Regions from separate parts of the Homo sapiens genome. Here regions 2 and 3 are each linked to region 1. Evidence: chromatin loops called from intact Hi-C (ENCODE). Cell type or tissue: GM12878. All regions are shown on one strand.

Region 1 (5,000 bases):
CTGGTAAGGACATCTAGGCTATAGCCCTGACTCCAGGACCGTTTATGGACATCCCAGGAGGAGCACATCCCACTTCCACATTTCCAGAAAGTAACTGGCAGCCTCTGCAGCCTACAGGACATGGTGTCTTCACTCAGATCCTTCTTAAAAGCCCTACCTGGCCTCCTCAGCCACTGTCGGTAACTGGGTAGGAGACGGGAACTAAATGACCCAAATTGGGCAAGGATTCATCTTAAGATCTGGAGAGATTCCCCACAAGAGTCCATATTTCCCACAACAGCCTCCACAATTGTTTTCATTCTCCTTTTCTGAGGTTCCATCCCATTAAGAATTGTGACATGCCCATTTTTTCCATCTAACACAAGACATATCCTTTTCACTCTCTGATGACATAGGCTTTGAATTTTGTCTGAGGCATGTCTGTAAACAAGAGGCCCAATGGCCACTTCAAGAAGCTTTGTCTGGAAGCCTCAGGCAGGTCTCTTTTACATACCACAGCATTATGGACATGATGGTGACCATCCGGATATTCCAGGTTCGAAGCAGATCCAGAATGTTGTGGGACTGCTGCTTCTTGGAACTTAGGTCTTGTAACTGCAGGAACAACATCATAAGTGTATGGGAAGAAGAGGTGGTCAGAGACTCAGAGCACACAATAACATACTTGAATCCCTGGCATCTTAGCTGTCTGCATCTCAGCGTCGGGGAGTGTTACGTTTCTAAGAACAGTAAGTATACTGACTGTGTTTTAGGCTGTGAAAACTTCCCTAGGCCTTGTCAGTAACAAATCAGAGTGAATGAAAATGAGGAAAAGTAAGTGACCAGTCCCTCAAGGGTACAGGAAGACAGAGGCCCAGGCTGACAGCTTCCTCACTGCACCCCCACATATTCCTGTCGGTGGCCACATTCCAAGGAGGCCTCTAAGTATTCCTCCCGAAGCCTGGCTCCCTGCCCTCTGGGTCAGAGAGAGTACCTGGCTGTGTGGTTTATTGGTCTGATATTTTTTAAAAGTTAATGTTTTGAGTCCTTATACTATGTAGTTACTGGTGTGCTTCCAGGGAAAAAGAATTCAAATAGAAAAACAGGAAAATTGACCTGAGCTTCACCCAGAGTGACTTCCTATGAAATTCAGCACAGCCAAGGCCATTAATAAACCACACGTCTAAACACACTGATGTTGCTTTCTTAAGCAAACCCAGGTTTGGAGCTTGTTTTTCCAGAGTTAGAAGTTCAACAAAAGGTCAACTTTGGACTGAAAGTATCCCCTGAAATAGCCTCATTTCCTCAAAGATGCCAGTGGGGCTTATGCATTCACCCAGATTGACCCCTCACTTAAAAGCCCCCAAAACCACCTAACTTAAAAGCCCTCTGCCACACTCCTGCCTGACCTTTGCGCACAGGACCCCTTTCTGGTGCATGCTGACAGTGGCTGCTGGGCCACCACTCACTGGGAAGTCTGCAGGGCTGGCAGTGGCCATTGGCCTCCGCTGTCTACAATAACTGTTCCCTCTTTTCCAAGCCCAACCATGCCTGCCTCTCACACTTCAGCAGGGCTGCTTGTGGCTGTTCCCACACCCAACCCCTCATCTTCCAGTCAGACCACAGACACATTCCAGAACCCCACCAGGCAGCATTTACAGCTTCTAACCTCTCATAGTCACGAGACCAAGGAAAACTGCCTGCTACAGAGATGGTAGGAGAGGGAACGGGAAGGAAAAGCAAGAACCAGGAACTAGGTAGAGCCAAGAAATGAGTCATGGTGTGTGAGAACAGGGCTGACGGGAGGGGTGGGGTAGGGGGAAGAGGTGGACATCAAAAAGGACCTGACTCCAAGATGATATGCAATAATTAACCATTGGAGGGCAGAAAGAGACTAAACACTTTTTTTTTCTTTTTAATGAATAATTGCTAATACTCAAGAGATGAAATACTTCTAACTCCAAATCTATTTGTGCTTTACATTTTACGTTTGGGGTTAGCTTTGTAAGGTGACAAGCCACCTTAGGTATAAGAAACAATGATTTTCCCAAATGCTGACTTTATGAAAGGCCTATTACTCAAAAAGAGTATTTATTGTTAGAAGTAATGGTTAAAATATATGATTGCCTAGAAAGGAAGTAAAAAATGAAAATCTGAAACCCGTGGTGAAAAGAGTGAGGCAGCTGTAACCTATTCCTCAACTTCTGAGTGTTAACAGGGCCCGTGTGGGGGTGGGGAGTGGGGGGATGGGGGGAATGGGCAGTTGGGGCTTGGGCGGAGAGAGGGCTGGGCTGCTGTGAGCAGGGAGGACTTCAGGGCTGGGTGCTGCTGCTCTCAAATCACGGTCAGTCTGTCCCTCTCACCCACACCCACATGGTGCTTACCTCACTCGGGTCAAAGATAGTGGAAGGCACAACAATCCCATTGGCTTTGGCAGCCTTGCGGATGATCACCTCTGCCTCTTCAAATCGTCCCTGAGAGATGAGCCATCGGGGGGACTCAGGGATGAACCTGGCAGTACAAGGTCCAATCTCAGTGAGGCCTCCCTGCCAACAGCAGACCCACAGACCAGGTAGAGCACAGCCATAGGTGGGAATAAGGTTGCAGAACCAGAGCTTGTGGAATGTTTGGTGATCACAAGCCAGAAGCAAAGAGCTGATCCACACGCAGCAATAACCTGGGGTGGATGAGCTTATGTGTACCCCACACCGCACAAAAATGGGAGAGCCCTGCACCCCCTGACGGCATCCCCATGCTGGCTGGCCACCTCCATTTCTGAAGAGCAGTGTTGCCATCTGCTGGGCTGAGGAGATGGGTGCAAGATGGGCTCCGGAAGCCTGGCTTCTGTGCATGTCTATGTCAGCCCAGGCCCTGCTACACTCTCCTCCCTGTCCCCGGCACCAACAGAAGCTTCTGCACTGGCCTTTTAGCTTCTCTTCTCTCCTCACCCTACCCCTGATTTATCCAACAGATTAGTCAGATACTCTACCTAAAATAGCATGTTTGGCCAGGTGCAGTGGTTCACTCCTATAATCCCAGCACTTTAGGAGGCCAAGGCCGGTGGATCATTTGAGGCTAGGAGTTCCAGACCAGCCTGGCCAACGCAGTGAAACCCGTCTCTCCAAAGAAATACAAAAAAAATTAGCCAAGTGTGGTGGCAGGCACCTGTAGTCCCAGCTACTCGGGAGGCTGAGACATGAGAATCGCTTGAACTGGGGAGGCGGAGGTTGCAGTAAGTGGAAATCACGCCACTGCACTACAGCCTGGGCAACAGAGACTTTGTCTGAGAAAAAAAAAAGAAAAAAAAAGAAAAGAAAAAGAAAAGAAAAAAAGGAAAAAAATTAGCATGTTTATCAAGGCACTTGAGTGCTCTATGGATATTATTTTCCACCTTGCTGGGACCAGGTAGCCGCCCCCCACCCTCGGTCATGACTGGGCCCCATGATGTGCGGCTTACTCTCCCACTATGCCCTGAAATGCTCTCTGCTCCACTTGGGCTGGTGATCTCACCTTCTCCACCTGCAAGGGGTGATTCCCACCTTAGCACCTCTGCAGTGTTCCCCTCTTGGTCTGGAATGGCCTCTTCTCTGCCTGTTCAACTCCTCTACCTTGGTGGTGCAGAAGGAGCCTGGCTTCCTCCATGTGGCTACCCTGAGGACTCTTGCTTTTGGTGCCAGTGCCTGTGGCATGAGGCTTCAGCAGCACACAGCCAGAACTAGGGCCTACACTGTCCTGCCCTGAGGCTTGGGAACTTCCTACAGGGCATGCTGGACCCCATCTTCTCACAGCTACTGCTATTTTTCCCCACACTTGGGGCAACCCAGCACAGGGCTGAGAGCAAGTCTGTTGCTGTCATGGGATTCTGTTTTGTTTTGGCTCTTTTGAGTGTGGAGAAAACATTCTGAAATAATTTATAATCTATGCTTCCTGTCTCTGGGAGACAAAATAGGGATTCATGGGTTGTTGCTGCCCTCTAGTGAAGGCCAGACAGAAATCATCCTGCCAGTGGGCACATGGGGCACAAGGTCACACTCACCACCAGAGTGCCACGCATAGCACCCCCGGCATCGTCAGCGCCACCAGCAGCATCCGCCAGTCTCGGATGAAGTAAGCAAACAGTGGCAGCACCATGTAGCCAAATGCATAAAATATGCACACTCCTAACGTAGAGAATATTATACGAACTGACTTGCCAAGAATTTCTGTCCCTGTTCAAAACAAGGGAGGTCGAGTTAGCAGTTTAATTTGGGTTCCTTCCTTATTAATTTTTTATGGTATCTTTGTGAATACACAGACAAGAAAACAGCGAGAACTCTCTCTAAGTTCATGGCGCTAGGGAGCGGATGGCGTTCTGAACCCCTCCTGTCTGACTGTCTCCTGGGGGTACATCCCTGTGGCCTCTCAGGCCCCCAAGCAACAGTTCTCTCTTGAAAATTTCGCCATGTTCTGAAGCCATGTGCTAAAGATGCCATGGTAGGCCCCCTTTAATCCTCACATGAGGAAGAATTTATTAAAAGTGAAGTCATTACTAAGTCAGCACATGCTGACTTAAGCCTCAAGGAAAGAATATTAAATATAAAAAGAAAAAACAACCCTTTCAACAATACAACCCAAGGAACTCAAAGGCCTTATCAGCTAGAGTCAGGTTCCTCCAAACACAGGCCGGCCTGGCAGCTTCTCAGTGACAACAGGCTGGCACATTTGAGACAAAGCCCTGCAGTGTGCACTCTGAATTAAAACCCTGAAGGTGACGAAAGCCCCTTCCTATCAATTTATTCTTGTCCGTAGATATCACCAGCCACAGTGCTCTGCAGACAAGGGGTTCTCTACCTTAGCAAGCTTGCCAGTCACAGCCCCTCCTCCTCCAACCATGCCGCCCTCTTTCTGGGGCTGGCTCAGCCCTGTGCAGTGGCAGGCCCTTTTTGTAAATGGAGGATCTCTGGTGAGTCCTAGTAAATTGACCATCAAGTACTAAGACCAAGGAGCCACAGCCCAGAGGCCAGAAAAGAACTGGAAATCAG
Region 2 (5,000 bases), 500 kb before region 1:
ACTTTTCAAATAAGTTTGAGGTTTCTTTGAGTTTTTTAATCTACGTGTATCTGATTGTAGAACTCTTATAGCCATGTGCAGCGGCTGTATTTACTTTTTAAATGATCTTTTGTTTTCGGCCGGGTTCGGTGGCTCACGCCTGTAATCTCAGCACTTTGGGAGGCTGAGGCAGGCAGATCACGAGGTCAAGAGATTGAGACCATCTTGGCCAACATGGTGAAACCCCATCTCTACTAAATATACAAAAATTAGCCAGGCATGGTGCCACACGCCTGTAGTCCCAGCTACTTGGGAGGCTGAGGCAGGAGAATCGCTTGAACCCTGGAGGCGGAGGCTGCAGTGAGCCGAGGTCATGCCACTGCACTCCAGCCTGGTGACAGAGAGAGAGACTCTGTCTCAAAAACAAACAAAAAGTCTTTTGTTTTCATGCCATCCTTTTCTGACTACTATCTTAGTTTCCTAAAAGATTTTCCTATGTTTCTTCAGGCCAGTACCACATAAATCCTCCTAAAATCTGCCTCTGATTATGACTTGGAACCCTTCAGTAGTTGCCTGCTGGGTCAAGTTTAAACTCCTTACCCTGGCCCCAAGGGGTCTCTTGTTCCTTGTCTAAACCTCTGCTTTAGGCAAACTGCATGGGGCACATACACTGTCTTTTCTGCAGCCTTTGTGCATAGTATGATTCATCTCTCCCCTCTCCCCACCCACCCACCCACCCACCCCTTTTTTAAGAGGGAGTTTTTTAAAAAAAACGATCATGGCTCACTGCAGCTACTCCCAGGTAGCTGGGAGTAGCTGGGATGTATCCCCCTTCCCTTTATCCATGTGTTACTCATTATTTCCTTGCCTCTTCTGTGAAGTCTTCCAGAACACCCAGCTCTCACCTAATAATTTATTTCTTTTGTACTTTTACACACACACACACACACACACACACACGTATTTTGGTGTCTTAAATATTTACAGCTGCTCACGATGAGCTCTTGCCCAAAGCTTTTAAATATATTTAGAACTTCTTAAAGTAGTGGTGGTTTTTGTTGTTGTTAAGTACATTTTACTTTTTCCACAGAATTCTTATAATAATTCTCAAGCACCATCGCCTGGCTTGGGAAGGTAGGTAAAATTTTATTATGTAAAATATTATTGTGGCAATAAAAGTGAAATGAGTATGGTCCAATTTCCAAAAATGGAAAGATGACTACTTTTTAAATAAGTAAAACCATCTCTGATAAAATATTTTTAGAAGTTATAATTTTTTCTCTGTATTTTTTAGGAATTGAAAATATAAATGAACATAATCATAAAGATTAGATATGAGACGTTTCACCTGTTAAGAAATCTGAGTTTTTACTAGCACTCAACCCTTTTCACAGTTTGATTTCCATAGTTACTTGGACTTATCACAGCAGGCTTATCTTTAGTCAGATCTTGGCACTGCCAGAATTTAGTAACAATGACATGATTGTGATTTCTCCTTCATCTCCACGTCACTTTCATCCCACCTATCTCCCAAAGGATAAAAAACACCATGGAACCTTTTAAATTGTATCTGTTCAGTTATTATGTTTATAAGAATTGACATTCTTTGTCCTGTGTGTATTTTCTTACATAAGTTTATAATGCTAAAAGTGCAGATAAAAATACAAACAAGCCGGGCATGGTAGCTCACGCCTGTAATCCCAGCACTTTGAGAGGCCGAGGTGGGCAGATCACAAGGTCAGGAGTTCAAGACCAGCCTGGCCAACATGGTGAAACCCCATCTGTGCTAAAAATACAAAAATTAGCCGGGTGTGGTGTCGTGCGCGCCTGTAATCCTAGCTACTCTGGAGGCTGAGGCAGGAGAATCATTGGAACCAGGGAGGCGTGGAGGTTGCAGTAAGTCGAGGTCATGCCACTGCACTCCAGCTTGGGTGACAGAGCATGAGTGTCTCCAAAATATGTATATATGTGTATACACAAGTTTATTTTTACCCCAACTTTTGATTTTTCCTTTCTTTTAGTGTGTGATCATAGTCTTGAACATTTCACAAATTTTAATACTCCTGAAATGAACCTGCCAGATTTCAACATGTATGTTTTCTAAGAAATATTTAATTGGCAGGAAGCTTGGGGTGATTACAGTTGCTTGAGAGAGCTGTACCTCTTTGTTACCTCTGAGTAATTTGGTTAAACTAGGAAAGTGTCAGAAATTGTGGAGTTCAATAAAAGATGTTCCCATCTTCTACCACAGTTTTTTAGGTTAAATGTGAATTCCACCAAACTTTCTACAAAACAGTATAAAAAATATGTAATTATATGCCCGAACAGATGGAAAGTGTTGAGCAGAGAGTGAGGGGATCTGGCTTTTAAGTCTTTGAACTGTAACAAGGTACATGACTTCTTCAGTTATTGTCCATCTCTTGTTTTGTTGTTATTCATTAAAACAAAGGCTACAGATTCTAAGATAACAAGATTATGAATTACAAGATTATAGTACTTATTTAGAAGAAATTGTAGCTCTCTGAAAACCCATCTAGTTTAAGAGAATCTTTACATTTTAAATGCTTTCATGTAGAAAGAGCTAGTAGTACTTGATTTTATAATGCTTACCATGTCCATATGAACAAGCTTCCTATTTCTGTTGTGTAGCAAAGCTGTGGGGATGCCTTCCCCTGTTTCTCCAAAGCTGTCACCAGGCAATTCAGGAAATTATTCATCTGGGGCCAGTAGTGCTTCTGCAAGTGGTTCTTCAGTGACCATTCCACAGAAGATCCACCAGATGGCAGCCAGCTATGTTCAGGTCACATCCAACTTCCTCTATGCCACCGAAATTTGGGACCAAGCTGAACAGCTTTCCAAAGAGCAAAAAGGTAGGTAGGTTTCTGGATAAACTTCAAGGGATGGAATTGTTAGAAGGAACTTTTATAATTTAGTTAAGTAAGCGTTTAGTCTGTATTTAGTTTTATTATTTAGAGTTAATGATAATCTGTTTGTTAATAGTCTTCATTGCTTAGCAGTTAAACAATAAATGAAACTGAATTTGGTCAAAAGATACCTCTCATGATTCTGGTGACAAAACTAAACTGAAAATAGTTCTTGGACTAAGACAAATGTGCTTATATTCTGGCACATTAAATGCAGCTCATACCATAAAAGTAATAAAATATATGTCCTACCCTAGGATGGTTAACAGTAAATTTGGCAATAGGCATAAGATTACATCCAAACATCTGTACATCTGAGAAGGTTAATGTATAAGAAAGCATGCTCATACTGGATTTTTAGGTATATTGGAAGAAACCTGTGAAATAAAGGAGACTAGGGAATGAATAGAAATTTTTTTTTTTTTTTTTTTGAGATGGAGTTTCGCTTTTGTTGCCCAGGCTGGAGCACAGTGGCACGATCTCGACTCACTGCAGCTTCCACCTTCCGGTTTCAAGTGATTCTCCTGCTCAGCCTCCTGAGTAGCTGGGATTACAGGTGCCCGCCACCATGCCCGGCTAATTTTTGTATTTTTAGTAGAGATGGGGTTTCACCATGTGAACCAGGCTGGTCTTGAACTGCTGACCTCGTGATCTGCCCATCTCAGCCTCCCAAAGTGCTGGGATTACAGGTGTGAGCCACCACGTCCGGCCAGAATTCTTAACATTCTTTAAAATTAGGTTGTTTGAGGCTTTGCCCTTTAAAAGTTTATTATTTCCCAAACCAAGGACATGGAGAATTATAAAGTCTTTGAAGACCTTAGTGGAAAGTACTGTATAACCACCATTTTATTTAGTAGATGTTATTAGCAAATATGTGCATGCAGCTTCTCTTTAGGCAGATCCTTTACAGAGAAACACTACATTAGCCAATCAAGTGTCATTTTGTCACAGAGTACATTTAAATACTTACAGCGTGAACAGGTAATCAGATGAAAATGAAAGATTCCTATCCCTAAAGAGAGGCAATGGTGAAAGGTAAAAGTGGAATCCCAACTTTTTTTTTTTTTTTTTTGAGACAGGGTTTTACTCTGTCACCCAGGCTGCCCAGGCTGTGGCACAGTCACAGTTCACTGCAGCATCTACCTCTTGGGCTCAAGTGATCCTCGTGCCTCAGCCTCCTGAGTAGCTGGGACTACAGATGTGTGCCACCACACCTGGCTAATTTTTCTACTTTTTGTAGAGATAAGGTCTCATTATGTTGCCCAGGCTAGGAATCCCAACATTCAACATAAAGCTGTATTTATAAAAACATAATTTGTGGCCGGGTGTGGTGGCTCACACCTTGTAATCTCAGCACTTCGGGAAGCCAAGGCGAGTGGATCACCCAAGGTCAGGAGTTCGAGACCAGCCTGGCCAACATGGTGAAACCCCATCTCTACTAAAAAAAAAAAAAAAAAACTTTTTTGTATTTTATATTTGGCTGAGGCAGCAGAATCGCTTGAACCCAGGAGACCAGGGTTGCAGTGAACCGAGATCGCGCCACTGCACTCCAGCCTGGGCGACAGGGAGACTGTCTAAAAATAAATGAAAATAAATAAAAACATGGGATTTAGTTATCAGTTGGTTCATGGCATATGATGGTAGCCGAAAGTTTGATATAATCTTAAGTGTCTAACCTCACAGAGGCTGTTACAGGAAACAGGCAAAGAATGTCCTCCTTTTTGTGTCACTTGCTTCTTATACAAAAGCAATGCACAAAATGTTTTGAGTAATCAGTAGCACATTATGGCATTAAATCTTCATTTTAATAATATCTACTGCATAATAGCAATTTATCATTTCCATTCATGGAATCCTGCTTATATATAACACTTAATTTCTGACCATACATTCTGTTTAAAATGTTGCATGACTTAGGGAACAAATGTAACTTGAGAGACTATGGAATGATTTGCTCTAAAACATGGACAGTAAGCATTTTAGTGTAGGAGGAGGTATTTTTTGAGTTTATGAATGCTGTTTTATAATCTCTACTCATAGTTTTAAAGCAGTGATTCAAAAGAGTATATATCATTTAATGAATGTTTTTGGTTTTCT
Region 3 (5,000 bases), 320 kb after region 1:
TGCCTCCGATGAGGTCCACGCCCATCCGTCGGTCCTGTGCTGTCTGTAATGACCCCCACCGCACTGTGCTGGGCCAACTGCACAAGGCCAGGAGGCCTGAAAGGCCTGGCCCAGTGTCTCACCTATGCCCGCCCCAGCCTGGGGGAGCCGTGGAGGGTCCTCAGAGCAGTTGCTCCACTGAGTCAAATGGGGGCTTGAGTCCAGGGCAGGAGGAACAGAGCCCCTTCCTGGAGTGGGAGGATTCCTGTCAAGGGGTGAGGCTTGTTGTGCCTTCTGAGTTCTGCCCTCCTTAGGCACTTGCCTTTCTGTCAATTTTCCCTTTGTTCTATTTTTCTGCATTTCCAAGTTTTTCAGTAAAGAGTATATACGCTTTCCCATCTTCTCCTCCAATGAAAAACAATAGTTTTGTTTTTTTTTTTTGAGATGGAGTCTCGCTCCAACAATAGTTTTTAAGTGAAAAATAAAATTCCTGGCTGAGAGCTGTAATCCACCTTCCCCCTGAGCAGACACCTGGGATGTGGGAAGGCAGGAACTTGGGCCTTCTCTGGTGGTTCTGGGATTTATAATGGGGCGATGCTGCCCCCTGGCGCCATCTGGACACACAGACCTGGCCCAAAGGACAGGCTCCACATCCTAATGCCATCACAGTGGGGATTCAATTTTAACATACAAATTTGGAGGGAACATAAACCTTCTGTCAAAGCATGTAGAAATTCCCCCAGCCTGTCCAGGAACTGACTGCCACTTGGTTCTGGCCCCAGTCTGGCTTTAAGCTGCAGTCTATACTATTCCAGAAGGTCAGCGAGGAGCCCCCAGCGCATCTGAAAAGGTCCGCCCACTGCCCTCTCCAGCATGTCACCTCCGCGTGCCACCCTCCGCCAGCGACAGGTCCTGACGACTGGCCTCGTGCACCAGGTCTGTGTCTGATCCAGCCACTAACCCTGCCTCTTGCAGGCATCAGTCACTAACACAGGACCAGCAGAGGAGACAGCTGCTGACCCACTCTCCAGGGTGTGAAGAGGAGGTGGCAAGCAGCGACTCATCTGGGAACATGGGGCTGGGGCACAAATGCTGCCTCAGCCCAGGATGAAAACAGGACTAGCTGTCACGTGCGAGAGGGAGGGAAAGTGAGGGCTGGGGGGAGCTGGGTGTGCAGGAGACTTGGGAAACCCAGTCCAGAGTCAGACCTCTCACCCTACCCTCTCAGGCCTGGCTCCTCCAGGACCTCTGAAGTGCCCTGAGACCAGTGGCACACACCTCCCCCTAGTGGTCAATCCAGAAACTGCAGCAGCATCCTCTGTATCTCCTCCCAGGCTAAGTCCAACAACAGACATCCCCTGGTCCCCAGGCAATGCCCTCAGTGAGCCAGGCTGGGGAGAGGTGGGGGGAGGGGGAAAAGAGAGTTCTTCTGTGGGAACATAACGATTTTTTAGGGGGAAGAATTTAGGGAAATAGAGTTCTGAGCCTGTAGCAGATAAATCTTCCATCATCTCCAGTCCCATTCAAGCAGCCGGGCTGTTCCTTATTCATAACCTCAAGGGAGGGATGGATCAAGGTGGAAAACAGGAAAAAGGGGGACAGGACCCCTGCACCTGGTGTCAGCCTCTGACGCTTTTCTGGGACTTGAGAGGAATCAGAGAGGATGCTATTGCTGCTTACGTGGTGACAGAGGAAGGCCCCTCTGCCCCTCCTTCCACTGGCAGACTGAGTAGGGCCACAGGGTGGTGTGCAGGGGAGTTAGAGGGGGGCACTCAGGGCTAAAGGGCCAGGTGGTAGACTGAAGCCACACTCGGGATGTCCCAGCCTCCTGCCTTCTGCCTCCAGGCTGGTCTGCACCACCTCCGTGCCACAGTGGCTGTCCCTCCAGTGGGTCCCTGTGTACCCACCTATTTCGGAGGAGGGCCCCATCCTGGGATGGTGTGGACAGTCCAGAGGTGGGCAGAGTTTGAGTTGGTCCATGGAATAGGAACTCATCAAGCCAAGTAAGGGCATGCCAGACTGAGGTGACAATGTGGATAGAAGCTCCAGGGCATGAAGAGAGGCTTCATGGAAGGCTGTCTAGGAAGTCCCAGCACTCCTGTTGGCTGGAGCATTGATTAGGGTGGTAGCCATGGGGGAAACAGAAGCAACAGATGGAGGTGAGCCTTATACGTTGTCCTAAGGATATGGACAAGGTCCAGAAGACCCCGAGGACTGGGGGATTCAGTATAGATCCACATGGTCAGATTTGCATTTTCTAAAACTCCATCTGGCTCCCCAGTAGAGCACAGATCGTCAGGGTGTGGGTTCCAGGGCTGGCCGGGAGGCCTACAGGGTGGCTGCTAAATCATCAGGCAGGAGAGGCTGGGGGCTTAGGCAGGGGTGGAGACTCCAGGCTTGGAGGGTTTTAAAGGAATGGAATGAAGAATTGGGTGGCTTGTGTCAGCAGAACCTGCTGCCTTGAGGGGGTCAGGGGATGTTGATCCCTGATGTTGGCCCTGGGAGGAGCAGGGGCGGCGGCTGCAGTTTCTGGAAGGACCACTAGGGGGAGACATGCCACAGGATTAGCATGCTCCAGACCACAGGGACCTGAATTCAAGCCCCAGCTGGGCCACTATCAGCTTAGGCAGTTGCTCAACCAGGCCGAACTTCAGTTTCCCATGAAACGGAGAAAACATACTCTTGGTTGGGGTGAGGAATAAGTTAGATAGCATAGGTAAAATGCTCAGAACGGCTCCTGGTACCTGGTAGCAGTTCTGTGGATTTTCAAGATTGCTAGGGTTATCATCACCTTTCTGGAAATGGGGGTGGCAGGAGGGCAGTGTGAGAACAAGCTCACCCAGACAGCATCCACGTGGCAGGATCAAGCCACCCAGGATTTGTGGCACACCAGTCTCCCTTAAAATGGTCACTAAGTCCCAAGTCAAATTGAGACACTGGTAACAAAGCAGTTGTTCAGAGTCTAGTTTATTCTCACACATCCCTAGGAACCAGTTTAAAACTCGAGGTACAAATGAACATGCTCCCCACCCCACTCTGAGTTTTTTGCAGAAGCAGCAGGACATGGCTCCTCTGCTAAAATAAATACAGTTCACACTCCAGGCAATAAATAAATAAATACATACATACATAAATAAATAGTCTCAATGGGATAAAAATGAGAACACAACCGCACAAGGCCAAATGGGAGCTGCACATTTCAGAAATTAGATAATTAACAATTCATCTGATGCCGCAGGAAAAGGTGAAATGCTTCTGGTCCTGGAATGTGTGAGAGATGACCCAGAGGTTTCAGAAGTTCTGCTGTTTTTGATGTCCCGAGGCTCTGTGGTGAGAAGGCCCAGAGAACGAGCTGGACGTTGGACTCAAAAGATCGCGAGGCTCAAAGTCGTCTGTTGAGCCTGCGCATTCTCAAGGGTTTTCAGATAGAACGTCAGTTTCCTCCGGAATTCATTCCAGTCACCGTCCTTGATATGGATTGGATGTCGCTATAAAGAAACCAAGAAGGTGGCATTAGGTGAGTCCAGGCTGTAATGGTGATGACCAGCTGAGGAGCAAGCCATGACGGGCATCTTGGGGGACAGCTTACCGTGGGTGCGGCCGTGGCCAGGGGCAGACATGGCAGGAGATTCTGTGGAAAGAGACCAAAGCAGATGGTCAGAGATTCCCTTGGAAAGGGAGTGGGCCCTGCTCTCCTCCCCAGAGGCAGGGCAGGGCCAACACAGGGATCCCAAACCCTCAACAGCTTCACATACTTTAAGAATGCTCTCAATTGCTGATGCGTTCTGTAAACTCTTGACAGCCCTGTTGAATGCCTCCAGGTTTGGCCTTCGAAGGTTATTTTCCTAACGGGGCAGAGAATACACTTAAGGGGGAAAGGTTACAGAGTATCCCTCCCACAAGCAGGTGGAAGTCACCCCCACAGTTTCCCAAGCCCACTGTTGGGGACATCCTCGGGTTCCCTCCTAGTCCCGTTCTTGCCTCAGGTGGGTCCCTGCCCAAGGGCACAGGCCTAGAAGTGAGTGGCAGGCAGGACCTGGTTTCCTCAAGCCCCCAGTCTCTGGCTCCATTTGAGCTACATAAAGGGCCTAGGTGGGCTGGGCGCAGTGGCTCAAGCCTGTAATCCCAGCACTTTGGGAGGCCGAGGCAGGCAGATAACCTGAGGTCGAGTTCAAGACCAGCCTGACCAATATGGTGAAACCCCGTCTCTACTAAAAATACAAAAATGGGAGTGGTGGTGCATGCCTGTAATCCTAGCTACTTGGGAGGCTGAGACAGGAGAATTGCTTGAACTCAGGAGGCAGAGGTAGCAGTGAGCTGAGATCGTGCCACTGCACTCCAGCCTGGGCAACAGAGTGAGACTCTTGTCTCAAAAAAAAAAAAAAAAATGGGTGGGGAGGGGGTACCTAGGTGGATCTTTCTGCACTTGGGGGAAAAAATATCTCCAAAAAGAAGCTCTACAAAAGACAGGGGGTTTTCCAAGGGAAGTATTTGTAGCTCAGAGGCTGATAACAGTGTTCATGCCCTGACTGAATTAAAGTCTCCTAGAAATCAAGAAGAAAATCACAGAGACCCCAGCATGGAAATGGGTGCAGCATGTGAGCTGTGAGTGCCCCAAACACAGATGGCCCAGGAACTCAGCAAAGGCTTCCACTTCTTGTTTGACCCAAGAAATGTCATGCAAAGGTGAGACAGAACAACTGCAACCAACTGGAACCATGAAAAATAACTGTAAATGATAATGCCACAGCCAATGAGGGTGGAAAACACAAACTCAATTTTTTAAGGGAAAAAGAAGCTGGCACATCTGAGGGGGAAATTTCTGTCTGTCAGTCCAGAGTCTGCCCTACCAAACACTGACCTTAAGGCCCTTGGTATTCCTCACCTAGAACTGCCTTTTCATTTTCTAATTTAAAAGTCATTTTCATTATTATAGCCATGGCTGTGGCCATGTATTGAACTCTTAAGTGCCAGATGCTGGGCCAGAACATGCACATTGTGCCATTTGATTGTCATAACAA

What was found. Peaks named below come from ENCODE experiments on the same cell type or tissue, not always from the same donor. Only the 100,000 strongest peaks of a DNase experiment are listed, where the experiment ranks them.
Region 2: it touches region 1 in a loop (10-fold over the local background); 21 of 110 quality-filtered maps call a loop at or near these places.
Region 3: it touches region 1 in a loop (7-fold over the local background); 17 of 110 quality-filtered maps call a loop at or near these places.

What each region holds. Positions count from the first base shown.
Region 1 is chr5:132,384,515-132,389,514 of GRCh38, reverse strand. It overlaps SLC22A5 (solute carrier family 22 member 5), which reads right to left. Exons shown (of 10, transcript NM_003060.4): 4 at 4,016-4,187; 5 at 2,364-2,490; 6 at 494-594. Among named protein-coding and RNA genes, the nearest start is that of MIR3936HG, 17 kb to the right of the region's middle. RefSeq lists enhancers at 2,675-2,884, 3,025-3,074, 3,568-3,897. In GM12878, CTCF peaks have their summits at 2,780 (motif pointing left) and 3,952 (motif pointing left); DNase peaks (open chromatin) are centred at 2,754 and 3,944; H3K27ac peaks cover 373 bases.
Region 2 is chr5:132,881,189-132,886,188 of GRCh38, reverse strand. AFF4 (ALF transcription elongation factor 4) reads left to right here. Exons shown (of 21, transcript NM_014423.4): 19 at 1,070-1,113; 20 at 2,629-2,849. Among named protein-coding and RNA genes, the nearest start is that of LEAP2, 10 kb to the right of the region's middle. In GM12878, a CTCF peak has its summit at 2,760 (motif pointing right); no DNase peak of the experiment used is centred here.
Region 3 is chr5:132,061,136-132,066,135 of GRCh38, reverse strand. IL3 (interleukin 3) reads right to left here. Exons shown (of 5, transcript NM_000588.4): 3 at 3,735-3,824; 4 at 3,569-3,610; 5 at 2,932-3,467. The coding sequence ends at 3,345. LOC105379174 (a long non-coding RNA gene) reads left to right here and starts at 3,424. Exons shown (of 5, transcript XR_001742531.2): 1 at 3,424-3,496; 2 at 4,528-4,665. RefSeq lists an enhancer at 414-920 and an insulator at 1,158-2,156. In GM12878, CTCF peaks have their summits at 596 (motif pointing left), 1,262 (motif pointing left) and 2,520 (motif pointing right); DNase peaks (open chromatin) are centred at 585, 1,265 and 2,585.